Linked DNA regions of Homo sapiens: all the other regions are linked to region 1. Evidence: chromatin loops called from intact Hi-C (ENCODE). Cell type or tissue: dorsolateral prefrontal cortex. All regions are shown on one strand. Region 1 has its middle 19 kb from the start of LOXL1. Region 2 has its middle 28 kb from the start of INSYN1-AS1. Region 3 overlaps CD276 (CD276 molecule).

Region 1 (8,000 bases):
TTACCTACTTGACATGGCAACCACATACCCCCACCCCAGCCCACCTCCCAGTCAGCTCCTTCCCAAGGCAGTTGATAGTATGGAAAGGGCTTTCCAAAGATGCCCTGCAAGCCCCGTGTCCCACCATCTGCCCTAATTTAGGGTCAGTACATTCTGCCAGGACCTCATCTACTTCTCATAGTATAGTTTTGCTTTCTCAAGAATTGGAGTTGTGAATCAGCCCTTGAGGTCTTCCTTTAATCTGTATCTTGCACACTTTACAGCAATCCCCAGCTTTCCTGGCACGAGAATGTACCTTCTCTGGCTTTCAGTCCAGGCCAACAGGCGTTCTCTTCTTTCCTAGTCTTTTGATCAATTCAGCTGGGATCTGGGAGGGAGGAGAGTTCTGCACCAGCATAACAGGATATTGTGTGGGACTCTTCCTCCTGTTCTGGAATTGCAGCTAACACCCAAAGCTGAGTACAAAAGGCACTGGGGACCCTGCCTTCTGCATTCAGAGGGTTGTCAGTGGGTGGTCAGCAGCTAGTACCATCTCCCTCCCGCAGGGCTGATGGCTCTTCTCTCATCAACCACCACCACCTCCCACAGTGACTGGAAGAGGAGCAGGGGATGGAATGGTCGGTTGCCATGTGGGGAGGGCAGTGTTTGTGGTAGAGGCTGCTTGCTCCCCTCTTCACGGGAGATGATGGGTGGGGTGGGTGCCTTTCCTCCCTGATAACATAAGATAATTTCTTGTAAGGAGAGACAAGCATACCATCCCCCAGGGGGGCATCTGCTTAGTCTGTGAACCCCCTTGTATACCTCTGAGCTGCCTGAGTTGGGGAAGAGGGCAATACAAGACAGATGGTGGAGTGGAGAGAGAGAGCTGTGTGAGGTGGCTGGGCTCAAGTGGACAAGCTGGTGTCCCACCCATGAGGGCGTCTCTCTAGGGCTTGAGAGAATGCACAGGCTGTCCACGAGACAGTCACCAGGGCAGAGAGGAGGGAGTGGAGTAGCCAGAGAAGCAGTGACAATCCACCTAGGAGAGGACATGTGAGAGTTGCTTCCAAGTCCCTCTCCTGGCCCCGCAGTCACTGAGAGACTAGAAAAGTGATAGGGAGGCGGATCTGGAGCTGGATGCTCCCCTCCATTGTGGCCTTGTTGGTGGGGGAGGGCCAGTCACCACTCTCATCTGGGCAGAAGTGGGAATGGCAGGAGAGACAAACAGGAAGTCTTGATTAACGAAATGAGACAGTTCTAGTAGATGAAAGTGACGGCGGAGTTGTGGGACGCAGCCACGATGTCATTAAGATCCCTACCACCCAGTAGGAAAGGGATTTCAATAGAGCACAGTTGACTGTGTGTGTGTGTTGGAGGGGAGATTATTAACAATTTCACGTCTACATCCTAACAAATTGAGGCCCTACAAAAAATGTGCTACACTTGAAAAAAAGTCCTTAAATGAGGAAGAAAACAGCTTTGGAACTTTTTAGGGGTAGAGGATTGCAAAAATGTGGGATGGGAACATGTGGGTAGTGAGGATAGATGGAAGAGACTTTCAGTAGAGGACCCAGGGGGTCGAGAAGCTAGTCCTTGTTCTCTGGCTTGCAAGTGACAGAAGCCCAACTCACACTAGCCTGAGCAAAAATGAGGATTTATTGGAGGATCTTGGAGCATCTCACAGAATCTAAGAAACAGCCCAATAATTGAGCCAGCAGAGGGGCGGGGATGTGGGTGGGCCTTAGAGACATCTGGAACCAGGGATTTGCAAGCCACAGCAGCCCCACCAGGTTCTTGTTTTTGCTTCTTGCTGCAGATCAGCCTCATTTGTTCTTTTCCCAGAAGACTGGTTTTGTCTAAGACAGAAAATATGACCACTGACAGCTTCTGAGTGTTGTAACTTGGAGGTTATGTCATGAGAAAGAAGTGAGTCTCGGTGTCCTTGAGTCTGAAAACACCAGAAGAGGGGCCTCCCTGGCTGTGATGAGTCCTGCAGAGGAACAGGGCTATGCCACCCTAGAAGAAAGAAGGTCAGACAATTGGGACAGGTGTTCCTAACAGGAATCTAACAGCCTGACATCATGGCCTTACGCAAACATGAGATTCTGATGATCCCACCTTCCCTCCACTTCCCAGGAGTCATGCCAGCTGCAGAGGCCCTGATGAAACTCTGTCCTTCATCTCTCGTGAAGCCCGTGGCAAGGGCAACAACCACCACAACAGTAATGCTAGTAGCTAGCATTTATTATGCACTTTGCCTCAGGCCCTGGGCTGCACTCTATGTGGATTTTTTTTTGAGATGGAGTCTCGCTGTGTCGCCCAGGCTGGAGTGCAGTGGTATGATCTTGGCTCACTGCAACCTCACCTCCCAGGTTCAAGCAATTCTCCTGCCTCAGCCTCTGGAGTAGCTGGGACTACAGGTGCGTGCCACCACACCCAGCTAAGTTTTGTATTTTTAGTAGAGACAGGGTTTCACCATGTTGTCCACGCTGGTCTCGAACTGCTGACCTCAAGTGATCTGCCTGCCTTGGCCTCCCAAAGTGCTGGGATTACAGGTGTGAGCCACTGCGCCTGGCCTTTACATGGATTTTTATTTCATCCTGACTGCAGCTGTCTTACTCCCCTCACTTTGCAGACGAGGATGCAGAGACAGGGAGAGGTTAGGAGCCCAAGGTCACACAGCTAGTGAGAGGCAGTGCAGGCACTCTGCCTAGGTCAGTCTGGTTCCCAAGTCCATGTTTGCCATCATCAAGCTCCCTAGCCTGCAGGATTGAAGGTCTGGCCCTGGGCATTCCCAGAGGAGGTGGAAAAGTTCACTGGTCTGGTTGATGGTTCTGCCACATGGACTTACAAGGCATCACAGCCAGAGCCTGAGGAACTTTCTGGGGCCTGTGCCCTTCACACCACCAGCTGTGCCACCACAGGGTCTCTAGACAGTCATCATGAGCACCTGGGAGGTGATGCTCCTGTCTGTAAGCAGCTGCTGTGGTCAGTGAGTGGCTGCATAGCTGGGTCCTCCATCCTGGTGGCTTTGGGGACAGTATAGGCTCTGGTTCTCTTCTCCCTCCATTCTTTACCTCCTTTCAGTCTCTTCCCTTCTGGTTTTCCCCCTTCCTAGACGCCTGGCTTCCCTGGGCCTGCTGCACCTGCTCTGGCTAGGTTGGAGAGGGCTGCAGGGAGGACCGCAGTCAGCAGAGGGCGCCAAAGCCTCTCAACACAAGCATGGCCCAGGCCTGGCCCAGAAGGAGAGCGCTGAGAGCCAGGACTGGCGGGCTACGTGCGCCCTGTGGATTCCCCCATTTCCCATGCTTCATCCAGCCATGGGCCTGCAGTGCACTCACAAATGTGCATATACCCTCCTGTGTGTGTGTTACACTCATCAAATTGTCTCTGAATTTGCTTGGCTTCATGTGTTCCTGTGTGTGTTTATGTGTGTGTGTGGTGTGTCTGGTGTATCTGGTTCCCCAGGAAGCACATTTGACAGCCCCACAGTCAGGGTCAGGGCACAGGGACAGATACTGTGTCTATAACAATCCATAACACTGATTTTGTTCATCTCAATAAATGTGAGAATGAAATAAAAATTAATGTAGAATATTTTGTACATCTCAATAAAGCCACTTTCTGGGGGCAGGCATTATAATTCTAGCCTCTGTTCTACTGTTTGATAGGTAAAGAATAACTTTCCACATAGGGAGAGGAATGGACAGCTACCCAGCCCTCCCACTGTTACAGGCCTGGGCTAGAAGCTTTCCATCTAGGCTCCTGGTTGACCGTACTAGCAGTCCTGTGAGCCAGGCAATAGTAGTCCCATTGTACAGATGAAGACAGTGAGGCTCAGGGAAGTTAGAAAACAATTTCACGTCTATACCCCAACAAATTGAGACTATACAGTAAGTGTGTTACACTTGAAAAAAATCTTTCTTAAAAGTAAAAGAGAAAGAAAACAGCTTTGGAACTTTTTAGGGGTAAGAGATTACAAAATGTGGGAATGGAACATGTGAGTGAGGATGGATGGAAGAGGCCATCAGCAGAGGACCCAAGGGGTTGAGAAGCAAGTTCTTATTCAGCTTGCAAGTGACAGAAGCCCAACTCACATTAGCCTGAGCAAAAATGAGAATTTATTGGAAAGATCTTAGAGCATCTCCCAGAATCTAAGTAAGAGCTCAATAATTGAGCCAGCAGAGGATCACACAGCTAGGAAGTGGTCAAGCTAAGATTTGGTTCCTGTCTCTCCAATTTCAAAGTCTATGCCCGTTTCACACTTTCTAAAGCTGCCCTCTCAAATTTGTGTTTTCCTTCCATGCAGACCCCACCAAAGATGAACTTGAGAGCAGCCCGGTGAAGTATCAGGAGCAGCAGCTGCTCATGGCTAGAACAACTGAGCTGAGAAATTCATGTTGACAGACAGTTTGTGGCTGATTTCTACGAGTCAAAGAATAAGGAACTATATTTAGCTGCTTGCTCTGGGCTAGTTAGCTGGTGGGGAGTGAGGGCTCAGACTGGGGGAAAAAAAGAGGAGGAGGAGCAGGAGGAGGAAGAGGAAGAAGAGGAAGAGGAGGAGAAGGAGGAGGAGGAAATGAGAGAGAAAGAGAGATGCCCAGTTGTCTGCTGTCTGGCCTGGGGTCCTTACCCTCAGAGTTGGGTCTCTGCAGCAAGCTTTGCATGGAATTGTGGTTGGTGGGGCCTCTTTATAAAGTTAAGACCTGCCCATATTACTAGGCTGGTGGGACAGAGAACAAGAGCCTGAAGAGGTGAATCTTCCAGGCTTGCAGATCTCTTCTCTACACACATGACATCGGTGAATGAGTCATTCTACACTTGGGGGTTCTGGAGCTCTGTAAACCAACACTCAGCACAACTCAGATCCAAAAAATAGTACTCAGCACTGCACATACATTCTTGATGGCATAGGGGTTAGCTTTGTCCCTTTGATTGACTTGACCTCAGTCTTCTCCTCCTCCTGGGTCAGGAAAGCCCTTTTCTTCCTCTCAAGGGAAAATCGAGGCACTTGCCCTGGATGGACTTGGGCTTGGATTTCCCAAACAAGCTGCTTCCCAGAGGAAGAGAGAGGCAAGAACCTGCCTCCTCCTCCCACAGATATCTGAGCTCTGCCAGGCCTGCCTTCCTCCTCCGTGTACCTTGTCCTCTCCACATGTAACCAGTGGGGCTGGTCCCTCATCCTTCTTTCCAAACTGCCACCACCCTCTCCACTCCAGATTCCATTCACTCAAAGACATCAGGGAGCAAGGTTGAGTATACTGACAATTTGGGTGGGAAGATTCAGAAGATGGTCTCATACCCCACGGAGACACATGAAATCCTTCTTCCATAGTTCTCTCCAGCCTCTCCCCGACCTCCTCCCACATACGTCTCCCACTTCCCTAGCCCCTCCTGTCCCTAATTTGCCTACCCAGCTCCTTCAAGATGGCAGCACAAAGGGTCACCTGTGACCAGAACTCAGCTTCCTGGGAAGGCAGTGGAGAGTATAAATTTATGGAGACAAAACTTTTCTCTATTTAGAAGTAGCACAACAAACTTTCTGGGACTCTTGAGTGTGAGCAGCTTAGAAAAACGGGACATGAAACTGAAGCCCAGCAGACATGCCCATCCCATCCACCCTGCTGGTGACCAGGAGCCAGTCCCTTGCTGAGAGCCTGGGTTTCCTTGACCGACACCGAGTGATACCTGAGTTCTCCCAATGTTCAGGCAGGAGCTCTTTGTTCCAGACTGTGCTGTCTTGATGGGGAGGCACAATGATCCCTGGGACAGAGGCCAGGGAAGGGCCCTGGAATTCCCAGCTTGGTCCTATGCTGCTCAGTTGACTCTCCCAAACCTCCAAGCCAACTGATTCTGCTCTGCCCCTTTAGGGAGGCTCCCAGCTGGGCCCTGGAGCAAATGCTGTAAACCCACAAATCTGCTCAGGGTTTTATCCCACCTGGGGGCCACAGATTGGTGGGAGAATGGGAGGTGAATAAAGGCAGTGGTGGCTCTTTAAAGAAAAAAAATGCCCTGGTTTGTAGCAGTTGCCAATTTCCATGGTGTAAATACTCCCACCACAGCCAATTTCAAGCTATCAACATGATGTCACTGAATGCAGAATTAAGAAAAGGTGTGAAAATTTCTTTTTTTTCCAGCAAGCTGACTTCAGCACACCACTGGACAAGGTAAAGTGCCTGAATCCGGGGACTCTAATCTAAAGGTTGTACTGAATTCAGCCAGGTAGAGCCAAGAAACAGACTGCTGAGTCGGCACATCCCTTTCTCAGGTTGATTTAAGAAGGGAGAATAACTCAAGGGAGCATTATGAGGGAATTTCAGAAACAATCAGATCATTTAGCAATTGAATTGTCTAAATATTTTTTCCTAATTTAAAGTTGCGTGTCATGTGAGTAATTGGACAATGCATTATTGAATTACTGAGGGATTTAATGCCTAAATTGGAGAAGCAATCAAACATTCACATCTTCAAGTAGTTGATGGACACCTAAGGAGGTATTCACATGATGGCTGGGGCTAGAGGGCGTGGGAGGCCTTGTCCTAAGTGGGCCCTGAGCCTCTCTTGCAAGCTGCCTCATGCACCGTGGGCCCCAGCTAGGCCTGGGCTGCACCCTCCTGGGCCCCCTCTGCTGCTACGGTCTTTGTTTGTCACTCTCCAGTTTGTGTTTTTGTCGCTAAATTCTTCTATTTTTGCCCTTGGCTTCCTCCACTCTGTCATTTCTTCCCAGTCTCAAGCTGTCTCTCGCTCTCTGTTTCTGCCTCTGTCTCTATTTGCTGTCTCACTCTGTCTTCCTCCCTCCATCTGTGTGTTTTGTTTTGTCTGTGTCTCCATGTCTCTCTTACTCTTCTCTCCGTGTCTCTTCCTTGCTGTCTCTCTCCATTTCTTTTGGAGTCTCTCTCTTTTCTACACACACATCCCTGGCCTTTGTCCCCCAGTCCCATGAGCTCCTCTCGTCCCTCCTTTGGTTTCCACTTCACCCAGCTGCACTCTGACCCCTGGCTCCACATCTATCTTGGCACCATGCTGCCAGTCAACACCCCTTCCCCCAAGCTGATTCTGCCCTGCCTCAGACCTGGGACCTGTACTATGAACCCATAGACATACTCAGGATTATGGCACATGGCGGGAGGGGAGGCCATGGTCACTCTTTGAAGAAAATGAAACCCCTGATTTGTAGCAATTGCCAATTTCTGTGGTGTAAATACTCTTGCCATAGCCGATTTCAGACAACCCGCATAATGCCACTGAATGCAGAATTGGAAGAGGTGCACAAGTTTCATTCTTTTGAGCCAGTGCAAGCTGACTTCAGCACACCACTAGGCAAGAAGGGGCTTCCTGCATGCCTGCGGGGGCTGGGGAGAGTGCACACATGGCTGGCTACAGAGCAGCCCACTGTAGCCTTATAGAGCTCGACTTTGGGCCAACAGCCCACTCCAACCTGGTTAGTTCTTCCTTGTGGCTGACTCATAGAAGTGCTCACCTTAGGATGGGGCAGGAAGCCCAAGGACTCACTGACCTCTAGACTTAGAAGGAAGACTTCCTAGATGAAATGCCTGGGCTAAGTCACAAAGCAGATGAGAAATTTTGTGTTGCCAGAGTATATATATATATATTTTTTTGAGACGGAGTCTCGCTCTGTTGCCCAGGCTGGAGTGCAGTGGCGTGATCTCAGCTCACTGCAACCTCCACCTCCCAGGTTCAAGTGATTCTCCTGCTTCAGCCTCTTGTGTAGCTAGGACTACAGGCATACACCACCACACCCAGCTAACTTTTTTTATTTTTAGTAGAGAAGGGGTTTCACCATGTTGGCCAGGCCAGTCTCGAACTCCTCACCTCAAGCCCCTCGGCCTCCCAAAGTGCTGGGATTACAGGCAAGAGCCACCGTGCCCAGCCCAGAATATACATTTGAGGCTGGAAAAGGTAAGAGTTGGTGTCAAAGAGGCAGACCGAGGGCAGGATCACTGAGGTCTTGAATACTGAGTGAAGGGGCCTGGTCTTTTCTTATTGGCATTGAGGAGAGT
Region 2 (8,000 bases), 110 kb after region 1:
AGAGAGACAGAAAGATAGAAAGTGGGGGCAGTCATTCCCGCTGGGAAGAACTGCTGAGCAAAGGTGCGACCATGGGGAAGAGACTGGCCTGGGCTGGGAAGGGAGGTTGAAGCAGGAAGTCAGGGGCTGTGAGGTCAGCCTCTGTCTTTTCTAGGTCTTAGTTTATGCCTCTCTCAGGAATGTCTTTTCAGGGTTCCTCCCGTGTGGTTGGAAACCTCAGACAATGTTTCCTGCCTGCTCTTCCCACCCAGCGGGAGGGCCACACACCCAAGCAGGAGGTGGGGAGGGTGCAGGCAAGTCCCTCCTCCCTGGATCTCCCACTTCCCACCTGCACAAGACAGGTTGAGCTGTGCAGTCTGCCAAGGCCCTTCTAGCCCAACTGTATCCAGATTCTTAGGTCTGTGGCCAAAGTCAGACCAAAGCAGAGGTCACCTCTTGGCCCACTTAGTGCAACATAACTGCCAGCGCCTTTGCCTCAGCCAGATGGGTCCAATTCCACAGTGGCCTGCGGGTCCTCAGCACCCCTCCCCCACCAAGTCAGGCATTACCTCCTCAGCCTGCTCTCCAGGAAGGCCTTCAGAGTCATCCTCACCTCCAGACCTTAGCTCACTCTGCAGCCCTTCCTGCTAATGTCCTTGCTCCTCCTCTCTGAGCAGAGGGCACAGCCTCCAAGGGCCAGAGGAAGATCCACACGGTGTTCTTTCATTCAGCCTTCCTGACAGGCTGGGAGCGGGTGCTGGGCGGGTCCTGCTCAGGATCTGCCTTGAGGAGCCCCCATCCCCGCTCCTTTAGGGCCCTTCGCTGAGTGTTCCGTTTACAGGGGCCTCGTCCCCTCTGAGCACCAACAGGCTGATGTACTTTTGTCCTCACCTGCTGTTAATCGTGCTCTGCTGTTAGGTTCGCTTCGTAGGAGGGCACCGTGTGGACATTAGGAGCATGGGCTCAGCAGTCAGACCCCTGGGTTTGTGTGTGAGGTCCCACTCCCCAGCTGAATGATCATGGGCAAGTGAGAGCCCTCCCTACACCTCAGTGTCCTCATCTGTAAAATGGGGATAGTGATAGTGCCTATTCCGGGGTTACTATAAGCAGTGCATGTGACTATGTATGTAAAGTGCCAAGTGTGGCACCTGCCATATCACAAGGGTTCCATGTCACTTGGGGTCAGTGTTCACATGTTACAGTTGTTAGGACCCAGGCAGGTCCCTCTCCATGTGTCTCCAGGCTCCCCAAGGGCAGGGCTTTGGAGGGGTGTGGAGGTGCAGAATGCATGGTTGAGGGGGTTGTATCATAAATGTACTTTGGGTTATTTCACTGATCCCTTGAGTCCCATTGACTCCCAGGGGGTCTGAAGGAAGGGGTGGCAGGACAGATGAATTCTGAAGTATGGAAAGCAGAGTTTGCAGCTTCCCAGAGGGGCTCCTGGGGAGCTGGGGTGCCTCATAAGCCCTGGGATGGGGGCCCCTGCTAAGGATGACGCGGCTTTGCCCACACTGGGCCTCATTCAGTGCCGGGAAGACTGAGGGAATGACATCGAGGGACAGGCAGGTGCAGGCTCCCTGATCAGGCTCCCCAGGCCCTCAGTCCCTGAGCCCATTAGTCAACAAATGTTTCTAAGCACACTCCAGGCTGCTCCCTTGGACCAGGTTGGAACCCCAGGACCCTGTGTCTACCTTACTGCAGACCTGGACTTGTGATAGAGAAGGTAGGGGGTCCACCAGGGAGGGGGCCAAGCCAGGAGGGGGCATGAACCACACCCCTGGAGAAAAGGTGGCTTCCTGGGACTGGTATTCTGGCTTTGGCCTGTTTCCTTCCTAAGTTCCCCCAGGGCCCAGAATGGGGCCTGCAGTTGGCAGCTGCTCAGTAAACCTCTGTTGAGCGAATGAATGAATGAGTGAATGAATGAATGCATTAATGAATGAGTGAGTGAAAGCCAGATTTGTGTCACTCAGCAGAGCACACCCATGGGATGCTCCCCCAGCTCCCCAGGAAAGCCCATCCTCTCCAGATCCTCCCACTCCCCCAGCCCCTGACCCGGCCCAGACCCTCTCCCTGCCCCATAAGCAGCCACGGTCTCTGCCCCACTCTGACCCTAGCCCCCGCTCCTGCCAGTCCTGCAGCCCCGAGTAGACTTCCAGGCAAGCCAAAGAGGGACGTCAACGTGCGGGCTTTCTGTTGTCACTAGCTGGCAGGTCTCAGGTAATAGCGCCTGTGGAGAACTAGCTACCTTAGCCAAAGAATTTGCAAATGCATGCCAGGAGTGGGTGGGTGAGCAGAGGATGGCAGAACGCCTCGGACTGGCTCCTTCCATGGGCGCCCCACTCCCACAGCAGGGTGGCAGCTGGGCGAGATTTCTCCCACACTCTGAGAGCTCCTCCCTCAGGACAGGCTGCAGAGGCAGATGATGCTGTCCATCTCTGGCCCCTTCCTGTCCTGCAACTCCCAACCACACTACTGGCTACCCCCGAGTGGCACTACCAGGCTACTCCTGAACTAGAGGAAGGGCAAAGGGAGTAACTAAGGCTCAGACCAGGGACATGTCTTGCTCCAGATCAGATAACAACCTGCCTGTGGAGCTGGTAGACAGACAGATCTACCTGTCTGTCTCCCTACCAAGGGGGGAGGTAGAGATTGCTGGGCAGAACGCACAGGCGACTAGCCCAGGAGAGAAGCTGCACCCACAGACCCTGTGGTCGCACAGACCCAATGTTGGCACCTCAGGTCAAGGAACAGCTGTGGGAGGAGGGGAGGGGCAGCTCCCCAGCCATCTAAGAGTGTCTCAATGGCAGCTCCCCGCTTCCCAGAACTAAGGGTGTCAAAGGGGCTAATTGTTTTCCAGCTAGGGTGACCAACTCATCTGTTTGTCTGGAACTTGGCTGGTTTTTGCATGTCCAAACGGGCTCCAGTAGAGGCCCTGATGGGCCACTTGGAGCTTGCCGCATTGTCCTGTCAGGACCCTCAGTGGCCATAATGAGACAGTGACAAATGGGGCATCTCTGGTAGCCCTCCCCAGAGGATGGGCCAAAGTGCAGGCCTCTGGCCTCTGAGGGAGCAGGCCCAGGGCCCGAGGCACAACTACTCCACCATGGCATTCCTGGGGCAATTGGCCAGCACGCCCAGCCAGGCTCAGGCTGCCCTCTGGTCCTCTCCTCAGCTGGCTCAGTGCCTGGTCCGACAGGGGCTGAACATCTCTAACTGGGTCACCGCCACCCCCACCTTCACCATCGCGCCTCCATCAGAGATAGCGTGTCAGCTGCAATTAAGAATTTCAAGTTGCAATTAAAAATTAATTGGAAACCGTAGGTTGTTTATGTCTCTCTGACCTCCGTCACCCTTATGGGGGAAGACAGGTGAGAGGAGGAGGAGGACTTTTTAGAGTGGGTATCTGTGGGAGGAGGGGGGCCTCTGAGCTGGCATAGGTTGCAACGGAGCAGATTTCTCCTCGAGGCTAGAAGGAGTGACATCAACCAGCTGGCCTTGAATGCCACAGTCCCTGAATTCTTTGAGAGCCCCAGAGCATGGAGATCTGTGGGTGGGAGAAGAGAGAGACTAGAAGGAAGGCATAGAGGAGAACTGCTGGCAGAGCGAGGCCTGGAGGCAGAGGTCAGGATAAAATTTAGGTCTGCAGAGGGCCATAACCAGGAGGTGTTCTGGATCTCAGGAAACAGTGGCCTGCAGGAATAAGAGAGCGCTTCCTGGAGGAGGAAGGAACACTAGACCTGGAAGGGCCAGCGGAGGGCACAAGCCTTGAGGAAGACAGGCAGAGGAAACAGAGTGAGGCACTGACAGCCAGCAGTGTGCGCAAGGAATTGGGACCACGTAGGGCGGCTTCCTCAGATCCTCATGAGCTGCACCTGTTGCAGGGTGGGAAAGGTGGGGACCTCCAGCCTCCCATTCTCTGAAATGGCCCACATGGTCTCTGGCCCCACGTTCTGCCTGCCAGGCCCAATGTGCAAGGCTCTCCGTCATATTCTTAGGATGAAAAGACTGAGTTCACACTCCTCGCCCTCCCACCAGGGCTTGGTATGACCACAGTGATCTCTGTGTCTCCAGGTGAAGGTATTTTGCCTGCTCAGTCCCCTATGGACACCGAGGCCAAAGTCCCCTTAGCATTGTCATCTTAGCTGCTGCCTTCAGGTGATCCCTGTTCCCTCTACATCTCTCAGCTGGCCCTTCCAGGTCTAGTGTTCCTTCCTCCTCCAGGAAGCCCTCTCTCATTCCTGCAGGCCACTGTTTCCTGTGATCCAGAGCACCTCCTGGTTATGGCCCTCTGCAGACCTAACTTTTATCCCATCTGTATTGGTAATAAATCAGTCTAGTGTTCCTTCCCCATCCCCACTCAGGACTCGGCAAGAACAGGTACTGGGTTATTTTCTACTCCATGATGCAAATACTTGATCTAACAGCAGTAAATGCAAAAGGGCTGTCAATAAAACACATTCTAAATGCCAGGTCATGGGTTTGTACCTCAAAGCCCCAGACACAGTGAGCAACAAGGACTAAAGCCTGGGTGACAGACTAAAACAATGATTGAGTCTGCTTACTTGGAGAATGTCTATGGCTTTTTCTCCCCCACAAATTGTGTAAAAAATAGAGAGAGAGAGTGCATGTGTGTGTGTGTGTGTACACGTGTGTCCATGTCTCTTGCTGTTCTATGCACCTGTGGAGTGAGGGCCCACATTTTACCACATTCTTAAAGGGGTCAGTGAATTAGGATTTGCTTTCAGCCGTTAATAACAGAAACTCAACTATAGTGGCAAAAGCACATTTGCAGTTTATTCTCTGCCAAAAAAGAAGTCTGGAGTTAAGCTGTCCAAGGTTGTATGGCAGCTCCATGATGCTCAGGAATCTACTTTCCTTCTATCTTTTGACCTACCATCCCTTATATATGGCTGTCATCCTCGTGGGCCCAAGATGGCTACTTGAGCTCCATTCATCACATCCACATTCTGGGCAAGAAGCAGAAATAAGGAGGATAGTGAAAAATAAAAGGGCACATGTTATCTACCTGTCTTTCCCTGAAGGGATATTCCCCCAAATCCTCCCTACAACATCTGCTTAAAAATCCACCCCACAAAATCACTGGTGACATGTAGCTGCAAGGGAAACTGGGAAATGTAGTCTTTTAGCTGGGCATCTTGCCACCTAGAGGAAAACTGAAGTGTTCTTATTACTCAGAAAAAAGGAGGAGACTAGGTACAGGGAATGCAGTCAGTAGGCTCAGTAGGCTCCGCCATAAGCAGCAACTCCAGCAAGCTGAATAAGCCTTAAGACCTTGAGCTTGGCTGGCCTGGGCCAAGATTTTATCTCTTCCAGGGAGGAGAGGGGCTGCCCACGATCCCGGGACCACCCCTGAGCTACACCTCCCTGCTCACAGATGGCAGGAGGCCAAAGTCCACTCGGGCAGGTGCTCAGCAGAGTTGCCACTTGGCTGGAGTCTGTGGCTATGCAGGAGAGAGTTGATGGGAGAAGGAGAGGCCAGGTGAGGCCCAGGCCCTGAGATGGGGAGACAGACCAGGGACTTGATTCTTTTGTTGTCATATTTGCTGTTTCATTGTGCGTCTAAATTGTGGGCCTCCAGGAGGCAGTGGGCACCATGACCACTCCCTTTCCACAGCTCTCTTTTAATGAAACACCTTTGCCTGCCTCTGGCTCCTGCCAGAAAAGGCAAAGGAGGCTGCCCAGAGCCTGCAATCCACCCTGCTGTTTCAATTAGGAAAGATGTGTCTTCTGAGGATGTCCACAGTGAGGCTGGTAATTAGGGAGCAAAGTAACTGCCTGCTGCTCTTTCAAAACTGACTTGGAAATCTTGAAGGGGCTGTCTGGGTGGCTCCTCGGCCCTCCTGGTTCCCTCTTATCCAGCACCGTTTAGATCCTCACCCCCAAAAAAATTAGTTTTGAGCAATTAGGGGGTTAGGTGATGGGGAAGCTAGACACCTTCCCAAAAAGTAATTAAACATGTGATGGATATGGTGAAGGAGAATGCCGGATGGGAGGGACCAGCCACTAAATTGGAGAGTTGACCAACGGGAGAGATGGAAGAGGAAAAGCTCCAGCCTCTCTCCTATGGGCCTAGGCCAGGGAGAGACAGGATTCAGCCTCATGGGATAGCAATGGAACACATTCATTCAACCAATGTTTCCTGAACACCTGCCATGTGTCAGGTTCAGTTCTAGAACCTGGGGATGCTGCAGTTTACAAAGCAAAGGCCTAATCTTATGGAGCTTACAGGTTAGCTGGCAGAGGTGGACAGTTAAAAAAAAAAAAAGAACAATTAAACACAAGGGCTATGGAAAAATCAAAGCAGGCTAAGGAAATAAGGAGTGACGGGGGTGGTTTGCTATTTTCTACTAGCTGGTCAGGAAAGACGTCAGCTGAGATGAGATGGAAAAGCCATGATAGAGTAAACCTTGAGGGTCACCTGGGCTTAGGGGCTGTAACCAGCAGAGGGAACAGCCAGTGCAAAGGCCGAGAGGTGGGGAAGTGCTCAGCATTTGTTGAGACACAGCAAGGAGGCCAGTGTGGCTGGAACAGAATGAGTGAAGAGGAGAGCAACAGGAGGGGAGTCAGGTTGGTAAGGGAAGGTGGTCATCAAGGGCCAAAGAGGCCACAGTGTCAAGTACACTGAGGGTATGGAGCAAAGCACCAGCCTGGTGCAGTGTAGAAAAAGTAGTCTGAGGGGCCAGATGTGGTGGCTCACTCCTGTAATCCCAGCACTTTTGGAGGCTGAGGTGGGCGGATCACTTGAGGTAGGGGGTGGGCGGATCACTTGAGGTCAGGAGTTTGAGACCAGCCTGGCCAACATATTGAAACCGTGTCTCTACTAAAAATACAAAAATTAGCCAGGCTTGGTGGTGTGTGCCTGTAATCCCAGCTACTCGGGAGGCTGAAGCAGGAGAATCACTTGAACCCAGGAGGCGGAGGTTGCAGTGAGCCAAGATCACACCACTGCACTCCAGCCTGGGCAACAGAGCAAGACTCCATCTCAAAAAAAAAAGAGAGAGAGAGAGAGAAAGAAAAGAGCCATCAATGAGGCTTCCTAGAAGAGATGGGACCGATTCAGATGCAGAAGAGGACAGGCACATTTATGCAGGGAGGGGGCAGACTGATCCATTGCACTGGGCAGGCACAGAGGCTGGCAGGTGAACTGCAGCAAGACAGTGAGTAGCAAGGGTAAGTCTGTGCGCCTACCCCATGCCCTTGGAATATGTCCCACCAACTGCCTCCCTGGCCACCTTTCTATTTGTGGAGCAGTCATCACGCCCCATGTTAGACACGGCTGCTGTTCCAAATGGATTATTGTAAATGATTTAATCACCCACATTAGCACTCCCTGGCTCCCACGTGGGGGCTCTGGAGCTTCTCCTCTCACATCGGCCCTGGCAGAAGCTTTTCTGCAATTTACTCAGGCTACCGGCACATGAAGAGGTTTCCAAAGTACTGTTCCTGCCTCCAGTGGGGGCATAAGAGGATCCGCTGGGGTATGGGAAGAAGCTATTAGAGCTTCTATTTATATTTTGTTCTTTATCTTATACTTTTAATATGACTATTGTATATATTTTATAACATATAGACTATATTAGCACAGAAATACATGCATATAATTTATGAATGAATTAATATTGATATGTATTAGGGACACGCTTAATTTTTTTTTTTTTTTTTGAGACTGAGTCTCACTCTGTTGCCAGGCTGGAGTGTAGTGGCGCGAACTCGGCTCACTGCAACCTCTGCCTGCTGGGTTCAAGCGATTCTTCTGCCTCAGCCTCCTGAGTAGCTGGGACTACAGATGCATGCCACCACGCCCGGCTAATTTTTGTATTTTTAGTAGAGACGGGGTTTCACCATGTTGGCCAGGATGGTCTCGATCTCTTGACCTCATGATCTGCCTGCCTCAGCCTCTCAAAGTGTTGGGATTTACAGGCGTGAGCCACTGCGCCCAGCCCACACTTACTTTTTTTACTGCTGGGAGTGAGCTGCTGGAAGTGTTTAGGGTCTGCTAC
Region 3 (8,000 bases), 200 kb after region 1:
TTAGCTGGGACTACAGGCACGTGCCACCACACCCGGCTAATTTTTTTGTATTCTTAATGGAGACAGGGTTTTACCATGTTGGCCAGGCTGGTCTTGAACTCCTGACCTCAGGTGATCTGCCTGCCTCAGCCTCCCAAAATGCTGGGTTTACAGGCGTGAGCCACTGCATCTGGCCTAATTGCAGTGTCTTCTCACCCACTGCTTTATCCAGCCCTCTCAACAGTGCTTTGAAACAGGAACTATTACTGTCTCTACAGGTAGGGACTGAAGCCCAGTGTGGTGAAGCAGCAAGCTCAAGGGCACACAGTGGGTTGAAGGGGCAAAGGCATAAGTCTTTCAATCCTAATACCCACCCAGAGCACCGATGACAGGACCTCAAGCAACATGACTGATCTCACCCCTAGAGCCATCAACTTTATAACAAAGCCTCCAGTTTGTAAAGAATGCCACATACTTTTTGGGAGATGACTTGTCACCCCTATCTAATGGATAAGGAAAGTAAGGCTCAGAGGTATGAAGGACATGGACACAGGTTAGCAGCAGAGCCAGGATTGAAAGTCAAGTGTCCTCACCCCCAGCACAGGCTCCTCCTGCTGCCCAGGGTCTGCAAAGCTCCAGGCTGTCCCAGTGCCAGGACACTGTCATCCAGGGGCAAGCGAACGCAGTATCCTAGGCAGGTTCCCATAGCCCTGAATCTGGCTCTCTGGAAGCCTGTGCGCCTCCTCTCAGTCTTTCAAAATGGAAGGTAGTTAAAACCTCAGTCCTATTTTTCTTTTCTTTTTTTTTTTTCTTTAGAGACAGAGTCTTGCTCTGTTGCCCAGGCTGGAATGCAGTGGTACAATTACAGCTCATGGCAACTTCGACCTCCTGGGCTGAAGATCAAGTGATTCTCCCACCTCAGCCTCCTGAGTAATAGGACTACAGGTGTGTGCCTGTAGTTAATTTTTTATTTGTGCAGAGACAGGGTCTTGTTATGTTGCCCGGGCTAGTCTTGAAATCCTGGCCTTAAGCGATCCTCCCACCTCAGCCTCCTGAGTAACTAGGACTACAGGTGGGTGCCACCGCACCTCGCTAATTTTTTATTTCTGTGCAGAGACAGGGTCTTGCTATGTTGCCCAGGCTAGTCTTGAAATCCTGGCCTTAAGCGATCCTCCCACCTCAGCCTCCCAAAGTGTTGGGATTACAGGCATGAGCCACTATGCATAGGTGGCTATTTTTTGTACAAGAAAGCCAAGGCTCAGAGAAGGTAAATGTCCTGCTCAGGGTCATAGGGCAGAACTATGTCCTGGGAATGGACCTCTGATCCCTGGCCTGGTGCCCATCCAATTGAGTCAGCCAGAAACAGCATTCAGAACTCTTTTCCTGGTGCCAGCTTCTTACTGGGTCTCAGCTTCACAGTCTCTAAAATGGGTTCATTAGTAGAGGCCCTAAACAAGCCTAGGTTTGAGTTTTCTGAGGCAAAGAAATTGAGTGATGCTTCCAGTGGGAGGAGCCCCATACAGTGACCAAAGGGCCTGGCTTTCTGGACAACCAACTTCACTTTACCCAGAGGGAAACTGAAGCCAAGGAGGGAGCCAAATGGCCTTGGGGATCCAGTGATTTAAGGACGGTGAGATAAGGAGGGCCAGGCTTCCCTACCCCAGCCTGCAACATCCAGGAGAGAATCCTGCTGGTTGAGTCCTGGGGCCCACCCTGCTTCCAAACACTTCACAGAGAAAAAGCTTTTTACAAAGACATTTATTTTCCCCAAAATATACCCCCAGTTTACAAAATCCCTCCGAGTCCCACATTTAAATTAGAAGTCCTCACATCTTCCATTCCTGGGGCAGGGAGAGATGACATCCGGAAGGCATCAGAACGTCTGAAGTCTCACTCTACCAGAGGCCAGGAGCTGGCCAGAGGCAAGCCAGGAAAAGACTGCCCCAGCCCCAGAATAGCACCATGGTGGGGGTGGGGGGCAGTCCCCTCGGTGTCCCCAAAGCATTCCTGGCCCTGCCCTGCCCCAGGCTCTGCCTTTTCTGCTGCTATGAAAGGTCCAGAGGGCCTTGGTGCCTGCCCACCTGCCCACACCTGGACAGACATTTTGGACACCACCAGATTCTCTAGCCGTGGCGAGGGGCTATGTCCCTCTCTCCAGGTTTCCGCCCCAACCCCATGCTCTGGGTAAGAATTATGGGTGGGATGGGGGTGAGGTATCCAGGAAGCCTTGAGCCACAGAGGAGGTGTGGAGCAGGGAGCCAGGCAGGAGCCCCCTGCAAACCGCAGGGTGCAGTGTAGTTAGTTGTCTGTCTCCCAGCTGGATGGGGAGTCCTTGAGGGAGGAACTTTATCTTCCCACGCAGGGCCCCCAGCACCTAACACAGTGCTGACATCTGTAGTTGCTCAATAAACATCAACTGAATGGATACATGAAAAGAAAGGAACAAAGAGGTGAGAAGGCAGAGGGACAGAAGCTGACCCCCAGGGGCCCCATCACAGACCCCTGGAGAACCAGTGTGACCAGCACATGCTTCCGTGGGGAGGATGGGCAGGGGAGAGGGGCACTGCAGAGGAGGCTGGGCCAGGGGGGAACCACACGTGTTCCAGCACGTGCACCTGCAGGTCTCCATGCACAGCTGTGCATGTGGTGGGCGCAGAGTGCCCTGTCTTCACTTGGGGCAGGGAGGGAAAAGGCCAGTATTAAGGCTAGAGCAAGAGGAGGAAGGAGGGGAAAGGAAACAGCTTCTAGACTCCAGGAGATGTTGAGGCCGCACTGTCCCTGTCTGAGAAGAAAAGATTCTATGCAGGTGGAAGCAGGGCTGAACATGATCACTAGTGTATCACGGCCATTGGAGAAACAAGGCCGGGGTGACTATGCATCGTGTCTTTGGTGAAATAAGGCAGGGGGTCAGTCAGTCTGAATATTGCATCTTTTGGAGAAAAAAGGCAGCCAGATGGTCCACGCAGCACTGGAAGAAGAGGGTGGTGATGTGGTCAGTGTACTGTGTCCCTAAGAAATGTATGTACTGTGAAATAAGGCAGCAGGCAGGATGACTTAGAGAACTAAGGTTGTGGGTGGTCTGTTCATTGTGTCTATAAGAAAAAAGGCAGCAGGATGACTTGGGAATCATGTCCATTGGAGAAATAAGGCTGCACAGTGGTCTGTGTATCGCATCCTTTGGAGAAGGAGCCCACCTGTCAGAGCAGGATGCATCTGTTGGGGGCAGGGCTCACAGTGCAGCCCCATTGCAGCCAGAGGGTAGGAGCTGTAGGGAGGGGTAGCAGCTCCCTGGTCCTCATGGTCAGGCTATTTCTTGTCCATCATCTTCATTTCATGATGGGAAGAAAAAAAAGGGAAGGGAAAAGCATTAGATGCCAGAAGATCTATTTTTGGGATTATGCCAGAAGCCCAAGCACCTGGTCAGACTTCAAGTGGGGAGTGTGTGTGAGACAGCAGCCCAACGGACAGCCCCCGTGCTGACCACGGCCCTGGAGGCCCAGACACAGATGCAGGTGCCAGGCACGCCGGGGCACCTGAGGGGGACCACCTCACGCAGCCCCCTCTCAGTACCCACAGGCCCACAGCCCGATACACTTCCCTCCACTCTCCCTCTACGTGCAACACTTTTCCCTTCTCATCTCCTGTTTGTCCATCCCATCCACCCTCCAAGGCCTGGCCCAACTCCCTCGTCCAGCAGGCAGCCTTCCCAGTGTCCCCTCCACACTGGTTTCCCTGAGAGTGACACGGCAGGGGCCCTCCTCCTTCCCTTGGGCTTCCTGTCTCCATGTGGAGGGCCATCCCAAAGACTCATCTTTCAGACCCCACTCTGCATCTGAAGCTGAATGGAGACTTGGGAAGAAGGGCTTGGGCCCTTCCCCTGCCCTCTCCCTCACCCATTCTTGGGGCTCTGTATGTCCCTGGGGAGAGGAGAAGAGCTCCCCCATCTGGGCACTGCCTCTGTGGTTGTCCAGCATGGCCAGAGACTGAGGGGGCAGGCTGCCTCACCAAGGAGCAGGGTTAGGAAGCAAACTGGTTTGCCCATCCAGGCCACATTCTCCAGCAACTCTTCAAAACCAAGCTGACTTTTTTTTTTTTTTTTTTTTGAGATGGAATCTTGCTCTGTTGCCCAGGCTGGAGTGCACAGGTGCAATCTCAGTTCACTGCAACCTCTGCCTCCCAGGTTCAAGTGATTCTCCCGCCTCAGCTTCCCAAGTAGCTGGGATTACAGGCATGCACCACCACGCCCGGCTAAGTTTTGTATTTTTAGTAGAGACAGGGTTTCACCATGTTGGCCAGGCTGGTCTCAAACTCCTGACCTCAAGTGATCCACCCACCTCGGCCTCCCAAAGTGCTGAGATTACAGGTGTGAAGTACCATGCCTGGCCTAAGCTGACACTTTTTATCTCCATCTGCCCAGCTCTTCTATGGTTATTTGATTCTGAAAAACAGGAAGGAAATGACCTATCTCCTGTATTTCCAAATGTCATCACTGACATTATAACAATAGGCCCAATAATGACTATGGACATTTACTAACCACCCACTGTGCGCCAGGGACATGGCTACCCAGCTGAACACTTTTCTAGCCTCCCCTGAGTTAGGGCTCATATGCCTGGGTTCTGACCAATGGAATGTAAGCGGAAGTGATGCAGGCTACTTCCACTCAAGCTCTAGAAGGAAACATATCCTTCCTTTCTCTCCCTCTTGGCTCTGGAGGGGGCGTGGGAGCACAAACAGCCTCTTAGACCTAGGAGTGAAAGCTTGAAGTTGAAGAGGGCAGAATCCAGGTAAGTGGAACCTGGCTCCAGGTCATCAGTGGTTTTACGATTACCTATGCTCACACTATCACAGGAAGGAGGAATAAACTCCTGTCCTGCTTAAGCCTCTGTCGTATTTGGGTCCCATCAGAGCAGCTGGGACCTTGGTTACTCAGCCCTCTGCCATCTCACCAGGGGGAAGTTGAGGCTGCTCTTCTGCAGAGGGGGCCTCAGGTCACTAGTGAAAGGATGATGCCTACCCACCCTCTCAGCCTCTCACACACAGATGTGTGCATACACAGACACAACCTCAAGCCCAGGTGTCTTTACCTTCTTTGCTGTCAGAGTGTTTCAGAGGCTGCAGGGCTGTAAAAAAAGGAAGGCGCACACGGTGAGGGAGGAACCATGGGAAGTGGTGGGGTAGGGAGTCAGGCAGAGGGAGGAGTGAGGGCTGGAAGGGGCGGGACAAGTCAGCAGAGTGGGACCACTTCATAGCACAAGGGAAGGGGCCCTAGGTTGCTGTCCCAAGCCCCAGTCCCAGGTCCCAGTTCCACTCTGTGGCTTGTCATTCTCCTCTCTGGGCCTTAGTTTTCTGCATCTATAGAATGGGACAACCCTCGAGCCCTCCACCTCCAGCTGGAGATGCGGAAGTGCCCTGAGCCCAATGTACACACAGGGTGATGTGAGAAGCTAAAGGAGGCTGGCAGATTTGCAGGTGGGCCTGGGACCATGTGGAATGAGACTGACCAACTCCATCACCCACACTCTTCTCCTCACTCCCTCCCTTCTGCCAACTACATCTGCCTCTGAGCATGAAGAATGAGGTCTGATCCCAGAGCTGTCTCTACGCCTGCCACGCTGGGCACCAACAGGCAAAGAATTAATTGGCATAATTTATAGCAGTCCCCAAGTGTCAATCTCCTGCCCTTCCTTCTGCGGGGGTGGGGAGGGAACTGGCATTAACTGGAACCATCCCAAATGGCTCAGCGGAAACCTGCCTCTCCCAGCCCAGGATCCCCTGGGAGTCGGCCATGGGCACCAGTGCCTTGGCACCCACCCAAGCTGGGCCCCCAGCTTACTGTGCCATGCTCCTATGTCCTTTGCAAGTACCTCCCTCTCCAGTCACCTGAAAGAGCTTCAAAACAGCCCTCTGGTGCCATCAGGGCAGGGTCAGGATGACATTTTACAGATGGGAAACTGATGCCCAGAGGAGCAAGGCACCTTGCCCAAAGCTACACAGTCTGTAACTAGAACAGTATTGTCTTAAGCTGTTTGCCTAATAGTAATAGGACTCCAGAGTATTAAGCACTTGGCACTAGATATGATACTAGGTCCTTTATATACATTATCTCAATTAATAATTCAAACAACCTATGAATCTGTGATTATCCTCATTTTACATAAGAGGAAACCGAAGCCAGAGAGGCAAAGCATCTTGCTCAAGGCCACTCTGTTTACCTGAGATGGAGCAGGAACTTAAACCCAGACTCCCTATCTCCGGAGCCCCTGCTCCCACCCCTAGGAAGCCACCAGACTCCACGGTGTGGGGCCAATCAGGTGGAATCGGCCCTGGCAGATGGGTAAAGGTTGGCAGGAGAAATGAAGCCACACCTGGGAGGGAACTGGGTGATCCACTTCCTGCCTAACTCTGGGCAAAGAGCAGACTCACCGGGGTGGGGAGGTCTGAGTCCACAGAACACATTTCATTCAAACCTTACAGCAAATCTGGCCCCTCCAGATCCTAGAGTCCTCTCTCCTTTCCCATATGTCCCTCTCCCAGCCAAGAGGGCCAGCTCCAAGTTCAGACTCACCTGTCTTGGAGCCTTCTCCCTCCCCATCCTGGTCCTCAGCTCCTGCAAAGGCAAGAACTCAGAATAAACAAAAATCTTTTGCAAGCCCATTTTCATGCCAGCACTTTCCCACCTGAGAGTGCAGGAAGCTGGTGAACAGGGCCTGAGTGGGCCTGACCTGCGGACCAAATGCTAGACACGGGTTAGAGCCCGAGAGCAGAGCACAGCAGAGCCGAGCCTGTGACAACATGAAGGGGCTCCCAGCCTGGAGCCCACCACTCACCCAGCCAAAAACTACCCAGCCTGGCGCCCCCACCACTCACCCAGCCAAAGACCATCCACCCAGCCTGGAGTGCACCACTTACCCAGTCAAGGACCATCCACCCAGCCTGGAGCCCACCACTCACCCAGCCAAAGACCATCCACTCAACCTGGAGCCCCCGCCACACACCCAGCCAAAGACCATCCACCTACCCTCCACCAGCCCACCCACCCATCACCTCACCCATCCGCTCGCTCAGTAGCCCTGCCAACCATCAACCTCCAACAGATGTAACCAACCAGCCGTCTACCTGCTCATCCTTCCACCTGTCTACCTCACAAGTACTCACCTATCTGCCAACTGACCACTCTTCTTCCCTCTCCTTCCCAACCTCCAGCCATCCCCAGCCTCTGACTACCCATCTACTCTCATGCATCTGTTTACCCACCAGGGTCAACTCACCACCCACCAATGTCCTCTCACCCACTTACCAGTCACCAATGCCAGCTCGGGCTGACCCTCAGCCCCGCAAATGGCAGCTGCTTCAAACTCACTCCAAGGCAGGCACGATCACCCCCAGTGCCATGCACGCCCCTGGCATGCCTACATTTGTGCCGCACAGCTTCCATGCTCTGGCCTGCTCTCTCACACACACGTGACTGACTTACACTTTCACAGGCACACTTGTTGGCACACACTCATCCCTTTGTAGCACTTGGCCTTACACTCCCACCACCTTCCAGTCACACTCATCCACATTCATCCTGTGGTATCTGCACATGGACAGACAGGCTCACGCTTGTTCACACACACAAGACGTAGACTCAAGGTCACACACAGACAAATCCAGCCCCATCTGCACACACACACTCGTTCTGTCACTAGAAAGTGACACTCTATTGACATCAAAGACAGCAACATACCCCAAGACACATAAGTGTGCATGCGCACGCACACACATACACACACACTCACCTGCATTCTCCTCCTCACAGCTCTGTTTGATCTTTCTCCAGCACACGAAAGCCAGGGCCACCAGCAGTGCAATGAGACAGACAGACAGCCCCACGGTCACCCACAGGGCCTCTGGGGGGAATGTCATAGGCTGCCCTGAGAGGAAAAGTAGCAACAGTGAGACTGTCATGCCTGGCCCCATGTCCCGGAGGACAGCACCATTGGCTCCAAGTGTGAACAGGGGCTCCCACCCTCACT

What was found. A loop is a pair of places that touch in the nucleus more often than their neighbours do. Peaks named below come from ENCODE experiments on the same cell type or tissue, not always from the same donor. Only the 100,000 strongest peaks of a DNase experiment are listed, where the experiment ranks them.
Region 2: it touches region 1 in a loop (2.7-fold over the local background); 7 of 110 quality-filtered maps call a loop at or near these places.
Region 3: it touches region 1 in a loop (7-fold over the local background); 37 of 110 quality-filtered maps call a loop at or near these places.

Annotation. Positions count from the first base shown.
Region 1 is chr15:73,903,646-73,911,645 of GRCh38, reverse strand. It overlaps a transcript of TBC1D21 not described here. Among named protein-coding and RNA genes, the nearest start is that of LOXL1, 19 kb to the left of the region's middle. RefSeq lists a silencer at 3,143-3,262. In dorsolateral prefrontal cortex, CTCF peaks have their summits at 2,976 and 3,179 (motif pointing right); a DNase peak (open chromatin) is centred at 3,185; H3K27me3 peaks cover 855 bases.
Region 2 is chr15:73,791,852-73,799,851 of GRCh38, reverse strand. No RefSeq gene overlaps it. Among named protein-coding and RNA genes, the nearest start is that of INSYN1-AS1, 28 kb to the right of the region's middle. RefSeq lists enhancers at 1-378, 379-1,058, 1,646-2,604. In dorsolateral prefrontal cortex, no CTCF peak of the experiment used is centred here; a DNase peak (open chromatin) is centred at 3,125.
Region 3 is chr15:73,708,237-73,716,236 of GRCh38, reverse strand. CD276 (CD276 molecule) reads right to left here. Exons shown (of 10, transcript NM_001024736.2): 7 at 7,764-7,898; 8 at 6,548-6,589; 9 at 5,067-5,102; 10 at 1,723-3,303. The coding sequence ends at 3,281. Among named protein-coding and RNA genes, the nearest start is that of CD276, 28 kb to the right of the region's middle. In dorsolateral prefrontal cortex, no CTCF peak of the experiment used is centred here; a DNase peak (open chromatin) is centred at 3,946.